Regions from separate parts of the Mus musculus genome. Here all the other regions are linked to region 1. A link is a contact called in ENCODE Hi-C or POLR2A ChIA-PET data. All regions are on one chromosome and are shown on one strand. Each heading gives the region's core, a stretch centred on a gene start or an enhancer-like site at or near the end of the contact. The rest is flanking DNA. Distances are from core to core; before and after follow the strand shown. Region 1 holds the start of Ncmap (noncompact myelin associated protein). Region 2 has its middle 5.6 kb from the start of Rcan3. Region 3 holds the start of Srrm1 (serine/arginine repetitive matrix 1).

Region 1 (2,788 bases), core at 178-2,677:
CCATCATGTGTGGCCACTCCGTCTTTGGTGAGGCAGTGAATCATGCATGGTATTGTCTAACAGCATGTGTCAACAAACCCACGACGGAGTTTCCTATCAAAGTACAAGTAACTCTTCCATGGCTCTTGCTCCTTCGCCCGCTTGCTGTGTGAGACTGAGTAACTGCTAGATCCTTGGACTTCCATTCACAGCTGCGATTGAACCATTGTTGGGAATTGCGCTGCCAACTGTAAGTCATCAATAAATTCTTTTACTATATAGAGACTATCCGTAAGTTCTGTGACTCTAGAGAACCCTGACTAATACAGAAGTTGCTTCACACTGAGCCATGGAAGCAACTCAGGGGCGCTCGGTCCAGACCCAGTCACTTCCTGGCTCTACTCCCAGTCTGCCACTTTACCTTCTGGGGACCTGAGGCCCACCTTGTCTTCCTGGTACTTCATTTCCCTGTTTATACAAGGATCTCTTAAATCTGGTTGTGAGCCTACCGTGTGCTGGAGAGACCGTGTGGCACCCGGAGACCGTGAAGATGCGCACAGCCTAGTTGAAAGTGGGAGTGCTGTTTTTTATTTTCGTTGGTGAAGCAATAATTCTTTTTTTTAAAAAAAGATTTTATTTATTATAAATAAGTACACTGTTGCTGTCTTCAGACACACCAGAAGAGGGCGTCAGATCTCATTACAGGTGGCTGTGAGCCACCATTTGGTTGCTGGGATTTGAACTTCGGAATAGCAGTCAGTGCTCTTAACCGCTGAACCATCTCACCAGCCCAATAATTCTTTTTTTAAATTTTGTGTGTGCATGTGTTCATGTGGGAGGGGATGGAGTTAGAAGCAATCGTGCCTTTCCTGATGTGGGTGCTGGGAACTGAACTTATGTTAAGCTCATCTTCTAAGCCCACCCCACCCTCCGTGCTAACTTTTAGGCAGGAAACAGGGAATTTTCTCACGCTTGCTAGGCAAGCACTTTACCCACTGACCCATGCTAGCTGAAACGTACTATGTTTTCGGAGCCAGCCTTGAACTTGCAGCAATCCCCTTGCCTCTGCTGCCTGTGTACTACTAGAAAATTAGTTTCTAATCACGCTCAGGAGGAATTTCTGTCACCTGTAAACTGCCAGTCCTCTGGTCCTCGGATCCCACAGCTGGTCCACACTTTCACTCCATCAGCTCGCTTCATCCGATTCAGCTCTCCGTCAACGCGAGGTCCCTTCCTCCTCTTTTGTCTTCTCACAATTCCAACCTGGAAGAAGTGGGTGCGGGGGGGTGCCAGACCTGAAGTCCCCTGAGCGGCAGGAGGAGAGAGCGACGTGGGGACACTGCGGGCGGGGCGGGAGCGCTGGGCAGGTGATGGGGGAGGGTGGTCACTAGTTGGGAGGGATGGGGCGGGACAGGACCCGGAGGCGACAGCGGCGGCTGCAAGAGGCGGGGCTGGGGTGTGGAGCAGGTAGGGCGCAGGGCACGGAACGCGGGGGCTTGGAAGGACAGCGCACAGGGGCTCAGGCCCGCGGAAGATAGCTCTCCGGACCCCCAGGGGTCCCCAGCCTGGCGCGCGCCTTGGCGTGAGCCGGTAGCTGAAAGGTCAGCAACATCTCCCGGTTGTCTGCAGACACCGGTGCACAGAGGTGTTCAGGGTGCAAGCTGAGAAGCACCCCGAAGCTGGGTGCATTCGGGGCTACATCTCTGGCATGCGGAAAGCTGGTGGTTTCCTTGTCCGCTCCTACGAAGTCACAGGGAGCGACCTGGACTCCCGGAAGAAAAGCCTACGAGAGGTAGGAGCCTTGAACTCCCCTCCCCCTCGGGTCCTGAGCTCTCCTGGTTTATAAACTGGGCATCCAGGAGAGCACGCTCCTTCCGAGGCCCCAGGAGCTGTGCAGTCCAATGAGACCAGCACCCGGAAAAGGGGCCCGGGCTCGTACCAGAGTCAATAAGCGAGATGTTGAATCAGCCGCTCCTTGATAGTGGGAGATTCCAGTCCCGGGTACCTTGAGGTGGAAGGAAATGGATTCCTGCCTCCAAAGGGGCTGGGTGGGGAAGCTCTGGGGTGCGGGAGGAAGATTCTTCTTGGAAGAGGGGTTGGGGGATTTGAGAAGCTGCGAAAGGAGCAAAGAAGCCGGAGTGGAGTGGTACCCAATCCGAGTCTCCGCCTCGGCCTGGCTGGCTGTCGCCTTGAGGCAGCCTCTTCTTACCAATTCGGTTTCTTGTACCTAAGTGAAACTTTCTTGTATCTAAACGAACCGGTGATTTGATTTTATGTAAGCTATTCCTTTTTGCCAGACTGGCTCCTTGGGGCCAGGGACTGTGTCTGGTTCACAATTGCCTCACCAGCTCCAGTAAAGCTGGGCTCGTAGTTAAACCAGGGGCTTAAGAGTGGCAGCAGCATTGTGGAGCGTGGTGGCGCACACCTTTAATCCCAGCACTTGGGAGGCAGAGGCAAGCGGATTTCTGAGTTTGAGGCCAGCCTGGTCTACAAAGTGAGTTCCAGGACAGCCAGGGCTACACAGAGAAACCCTGTCTCGAAAAACCAAAACAAAAAACAAAACAAAACAAAAAAGAGTGGCAGCATCGGGTGGAGCTGGGCACCTCCTGGTGTGTGTGGTGAGCAGGCACAGGCGGCTGAGCTGGGCTTGAAGATAGGCTCCCCTGGTCTCTGTGGTTGGGATTGCCCACCTAATTCCTAATTCTCCAACTGGACTCATATCACCACCTGAACTGTAGCTCAGGCTGGACACAGGCTTGTATATAACAGCAGTAAACACTATCCCGAGCCTGTCTGGTTCTGGTGACCT
Region 2 (2,788 bases), core at 185-2,684, 41 kb before region 1:
GGTGGTGTGCACCTTTAATCCCAGCACTGGGGTGGGGGTAGGGGGGTAGAGGCAGGCGGATTTCTGAGTTGGAGGCCAGCCTGGTCTACAAAGTGAGTTCCAGGACAGCCAGGGCTACACAGAGAAACCCTGTCTTGAAAAAACCAAACAGAAACAAAAACAAAAAACAAAAAAAGACAAAAAGAAAAGAAAAGAAAGCTTTGCATCTTAATGCACACTTGTAATCTCAGCACTGGGGAGCTGGGGCAGGGAGACTGCAAGTTCAAGGTCAGCCTGGAGTGCTACCTTAACAAAAAGGAAAAGTTGGCTGGAGAGATGGCCCCACAGTTAGGAGCACCTGCTGCTCTTACAGGGAACCCAGAGGGGTTCTAGCACCCACACGGCAGCCATTATCTGTAATTCCAGTTCTAGAGTATCTGATGCCCTCTTCTGGCCTCCATAGGTACTGCATGCACATTTTGTGTGTGTGTGTGTGTGTGTGTGTGTGTGTGTGTGTGTGTGTGTGTGTGTGTGTGTGTTCATATACACATACATACTGTGGTGGTTTGAATAAGAATGGCCCCCAGAGGCTCGCAGATTTGAATGCTTATTCACCGGGGAGTCATACTAATAGGAAGTGTGGCCTCGTTGGAAGAAATGTGTCACCCAGAGTGAGGTTTCAGACGCTCAAACCAGTCCAGTGTCTCTCTCTTCCTGCTGCCTGCCGAACTCCCGGCTATCTCTCCAGCACCATGTCAGCCTGCATGCCGATATGTTCCTGCCATGAAGATAATGGATTAACCGCTGGAACTGTAAGCCAGTCTCAAGTTAATGTTTTCCTTTGTAAGAGTTGTTGTGGTCATGGATTCTCTTCACAGCAATAGAACACTAAGACAAACACTCATGTCTTTTTTTTAAAATGGACATCACTACAGTCACTATTAATTAGACTTAGTAAGTGAAAAAATATCTCAAAGTAGATACAGCAAAATACAAAACATGTACTTAAAGAGATTTCAACAACTGGACAGTGGTGACCCACACCTTTAATCCCAGCACTCAGGAAGCAGAGGCAGATGGACCTCTGAGTCCAGCCTGGCCTACAGTGCAAGTTCCAGGATGGCCAAGGTTATACAGAGAAACCCTGTCTTGAAAAACAAAATAAAAGAAGCAAAACAGAACAAAACAAAAGATTTCAACAGGGAAACCACGGAGGGAAACCTTTGAACAAATGCAGTTTGTTGTACTCAGTCACGCCGCTGTAATCACTCAGTAAACTTGGGCGGTTTCCCCTGAGGAGCAGCTAGGGACAGCTCACCCATCCCCCCCATGATCCAGACACTGCTGTTGTTAGCTTTCTGTCTGTAGAAGAGGAACTGGAAAGCCTCACTCGCGGAGGATGCGGGCCCTGGGAGGGGCGGGCCCTGGGAGGGGCGGGCCCTGGGAGGGACGGGCCCTATAGGCACCTACAATGGGTCCTTCATTTCCTAAGAAGTTTGTGCAAGTTCGCGCTCTTTGTCCTGCTGTCCTCTGCCGGAACTCTGAAACAAACGTGGATGCAATAATGTAAAAGGCAGTCACCGAATGCTTAATTATACAAATGGAAGTTCTCAGGAAACCCTGAATCTACCAATTAGCTAAATAATTGCCCAGGGTGAAGTTTTAGCTCATCATTTTAAAATATTTTAAAATAAAATTTGGAACACAAGGAAGTACTGATTGGCATTAAGCAAATAGAGGGGAGGTCCAAATTGAATAATTCCAACAGTAAGTCTAATTATAAAGAGGAAATATACCCAAATATTGAAGAATGGCTAGCTCTACAGTTGACTTTAGTTTTCTTATTATCATTTGCTTTCAAATTATCTATAAAGGCCAAGTCTAATTTTGATAATAAGAACATTTAAAATATCCCAAGTCTACAGAATGCATCTCCAAACCAACATTAAAGTGGTGCCATTAAGAAACCACTGGGTATGGGCTGGAGAGATAGCTCAGTGGTTAAGAGCACTAGCTGCTCTTCCAGAGGTCCTGAGTTCAAATCCCAGCAGCCACATGGTAGCTCACAACCATCTGTGGTGCGATCTGACTCCCTCTTCTGGAGTGTCTGAAGACAGCTACAGTGTACTTATATATAATAAATAAATAATCTTAAAACAGGTGAGATAAGTTCAGTGGGTAAAAATGGCTGCTGCCAAGCTTGACAACCTGAGTTCGATTCCCGGGTCCTACAGTGTGGAAAGCATCAACTCCTGAAAGTTAATGTCTGCTCTTCATAGAGCTGCACACCATGGGATGTGCACACACATGTACACCAAAATAAATAAGTGAATATATTTATATAAATATATATAAATAAATATATATAAATCTCTGATCGCATTGGGGCTCCTCATGAGAAAACAACTGAGTCCCCAGGAAAAGTAGATACAGGGTAGGTTACCAGGGAGACAGGTTCATTTCAGGAGCTTTATCTAAAGTATGTAGTGGATCATGAATTTAAGCAGGTAGCACAGGCAGGTAGTTGGGGGATAAAGGGTGGAGGTGGTGTGGTTGGGGCAGTTTTGATTTGTAGAGTTCAAGCAGTCCAGCTTCCACCCAGCCTTCCAGCTTCCTTTCTCAGTGCTCTCTCTCTCTCTCTCTCTCTCTCTCTCTCTCTCTCTCTCTTACTCTCTCTTACACATACACACACACACACACACACCCCAGCAGTGGCAGCAGTAGCAGCAGTAGCAGCAGCAGCTTCCTCCTTCCCCTTTTTTTTTCCACTGTGATTGAGCCCTTATTGTCTACCAGCACCAGGTACTGT
Region 3 (2,788 bases), core at 93-2,592, 45 kb after region 1:
AACGTCCTTTCTTTGTACTTAATGGGGTTTCTTTATGTAGCCTTGGCTGTCCTGGAACTCACTCTGTAGACCAGACTGGCCTTGAACTCACAGAGATACCTAGGGTTTTCAACAGCATCGTTCAGCATCCGGGCCTCCTTCAGAATGGATGCTGGGTGGCAAGGTCAGGAACAGGGCTATCTGTGACAGAACTAGTGCAGGAGTTCAACTCAGATAAGGGACCTTGGGCCTCCATCATAGTGGCATGTGTGTTTCCTGAGGGCTTGGGAGTGGGGTGTGCAGGAAAGAGGACTCTCAACAGCAAGATTGTCCTAAACAAAAGGAAAGCTACTGCCATCTACAGAGACAGAGAAGGCTCAAAGACAGCCTCTCTGATTTCCCTGCTATTTCGATTCATTTGATGATTTTGATGGACGAGACGAACCTAGTCATATCTGGTCTGTGGGCGTTCAAATGGGAAAGTCAACCCCCTTTAAGTAGGAAAGCCAGGAAAAGAAAAAAAAAAAAAATGCCTGGAGACATTCGGGTTTCTACACTAGCACTCCTAGGGCAGACATGCCCACTTCCCGACTTTTCCATGAAAAAGCATTAGAGGTGCGCGTGTCTGTGAAAGATGGAATGTTACAAAGTGGCCCCAGAGAAACTTTTCTGGAGAGAAAGCGCTTGGTGAGCACATTAAAGGGCCGGTTTTGGCCCTCTTCCACTTCCTGCCCTTCGGCGTGGTTTCGCAGCAGAAGCACAGAAAGGTATCCAATGGACACCTCAAGAACAAGCCAGATGCGACGCACATCCGGCGAACACGCGGGCTTCATACGAGCTGACGCTGCAGGCTCAACCCCGCCGGCAACCTCCCAAAACCCACTCCTAGCTCAACTTTCACAATGACAACAACTGGCGTATCGGGCCGCCCCTAAGCAAGCATTCTCTTTTATGACTACCCATGCACCCCAGGACTGAGGCTTCCCCCCCGCCCCCCATCTCCCTTCAACTCCCCACATCCTCCCACTACGGATCAAAGGAAGGATCAACTCAAGTCGCGCGAACACCGCTGATCATGCGCCACAAAAAAAAAAAAAAAAAAAAGATCGGTAGGGTTGGGCGACCCAAAGATTCTCCCTCCTCTTTCCATTGGTTCCAGTCGCCCAGCTCGCCTCCCCTCCTAGCGAAAGGCTGCCGCCCTGGTGCGCTTGCGCATGCGCGTCGTTCTCGTGGCGCACTGAGCAGGCGCAGCCGCAGGCCCGCCGGAGCGGGGCGGGTGTAGCGGCGCGCGCAGCCTCCCGGCGCTGGGCTCCCTTCTGCCGGTCCCGCCCTCCGTCGCGGCGGCGCGGTGCACGCTGGGATAGGGAGCGATCTCCGAGCGAGGCGGCAAGATGGACGCGGGATTCTTCCGCGTAAGTCCGAGCGCGGGGATCCGGGGAGAGGCGAGAGGCTTGTTTGTAAGACCCGAGGGGGAGGCGCTCAAAATCCCGGACAGGACGGCCCGCGGAGGAAGGCCTTAGAGACCCCGAGGGGGTTCGTGGGCAGCGTCCCCCGGCCTCGGCGTTGCGGCCGAGACCGGTGCGCCCCTGCGCAGTCTCCTCCTCCGGGATCGTCCCCCCCTACGCGGCGGTGGCGGTGGCCGGAAAATGGCGGCGGGAATGGGCTGGAGCCGAACCTCACCGGCCGCCTGGCGAGGCCCTGTAGGCCGGGCGCCGCGCCGGCCGCCCGGGCTCGGGGCCTAGCGGAGCCTCAAGGAGGAAGTCTTTAGGGGGAGGCCGGTGGGAAGCCCGGGGCGGCTGCGGGGTACCGGTTGTATGGTTTGGGGCTCCGTCCTGAGAGGTGTTTGAGGAAAGGGGCCTTATTATTTTTTTTTTTTAGTGGCAGCTTTGGAGAAAATGGGTGCCCCCCCCCCAAACCCCGACGTACAGCGTCCACCCTCTGGGTCTTAAGCTTTCCCGGCGGCGCAGGGTCAGAGTTCGTGAGCGCTCCCGCCCAATTTGATAGCTCTTCGGGGAGGGGAGCTTAGATAATTTGTAGTTGGAACATTTGAATCGGAGGCTTTTGGAGTGAACGGTGTGTGCGAGGGTGGAGACAGATTACGGTTGTGACTCCGTCGCGCTTCCCGCTCTTCGCTAGCACCCTTTCCCAGCGGCCCATGTCCAGGCAGGGGACGTTACCTTGGAGGTGGTACATAGATCCCACACAGTAAGGCAGTTTATTAGGTCCACTTTGGAAGGAAAGTAGCTACAGGTCGAGATCTAGATGTATGGGAACGTACACTTGTGGGATTAAAAGTAGCAACAAACCCTTTAGGAATCGCTGATTCTTGTAATGCAGAGTAGAACCTTGTAAGACAGCTTGGTAAAAATCCAGATACCAGCTCTCTGTCATACCACTGCTTAGAGTTTTGCATTCTCTGAATCAAGCATATAGTTTACAGTTTGTGTGCATTTTTAAAGAAAAAATTGGAAGGCGGGGGAAGGAGGAGGGAGATAATAAAGGTGCTTCTTGTATGTGGTTCATGAGAGCTTGCCTAGTATGAACAAGACACTGGGGTCTATCTCCAGCACCTCAGATACTTGCACTACAAACTAGGCACTTAACCTTTGTAGTCAGTACTCATTTCTTATGGCACCGAAGTTAACACTTAAAAACAGTCGAAGGTTTCTTTCACTTGTCAATTGTCTCTTTTTCTCCCCCCACCCCCTTCAGTTTTTGTTTTGCCTTTTCAGGAAGTGGTTTATGTGTGTAGCCTTGGCCATCCTGGAACTCTGTAGTCTGTAGGCCAGGCTAGCCTTGAACTCAGAGA

What was found. A loop is a pair of places that touch in the nucleus more often than their neighbours do. ChIA-PET counts read pairs that join two places held with the same protein, here RNA polymerase II (POLR2A).
Region 2: a loop to region 1 is called in a map of T-helper 17 cell, with 1.9 times the contacts of the local background. The contact joins the enhancer-like site here to the promoter of Ncmap in region 1. A Hi-C loop is called at or near these places in 1 of 37 maps with a recorded cell type or tissue (T-helper 17 cell). POLR2A ChIA-PET finds 5 or more read pairs at or near these places in 2 of 5 experiments (both embryonic stem cell).
Region 3: POLR2A ChIA-PET joins it to region 1 with 11 read pairs in embryonic stem cell. The contact joins the promoter of Srrm1 here to the promoter of Ncmap in region 1. A Hi-C loop is called at or near these places in 2 of 37 maps with a recorded cell type or tissue (T-helper 17 cell and adrenal gland). POLR2A ChIA-PET finds 5 or more read pairs at or near these places in 4 of 5 experiments (Patski and embryonic stem cell).

The regions. Positions count from the first base shown.
Region 1 is chr4:135,396,866-135,399,653 of GRCm38, reverse strand. It overlaps Ncmap (noncompact myelin associated protein), which reads left to right and starts at 1,427. Exons shown (of 5, transcript NM_145555.2): 1 at 1,427-1,771.
Region 2 is chr4:135,438,002-135,440,789 of GRCm38, reverse strand. No RefSeq gene overlaps it. Among named protein-coding and RNA genes, the nearest start is that of Rcan3, 5.6 kb to the right of the region's middle. Within about 2 kb of position 1,434, at least 1 of the 3 ENCODE cell types and tissues checked has a DNase peak (open chromatin) inside an H3K27ac peak, as active enhancers do.
Region 3 is chr4:135,351,700-135,354,487 of GRCm38, reverse strand. Srrm1 (serine/arginine repetitive matrix 1) reads left to right here and starts at 1,342. Exons shown (of 18, transcript NM_016799.4): 1 at 1,342-1,391. The coding sequence starts at 1,371.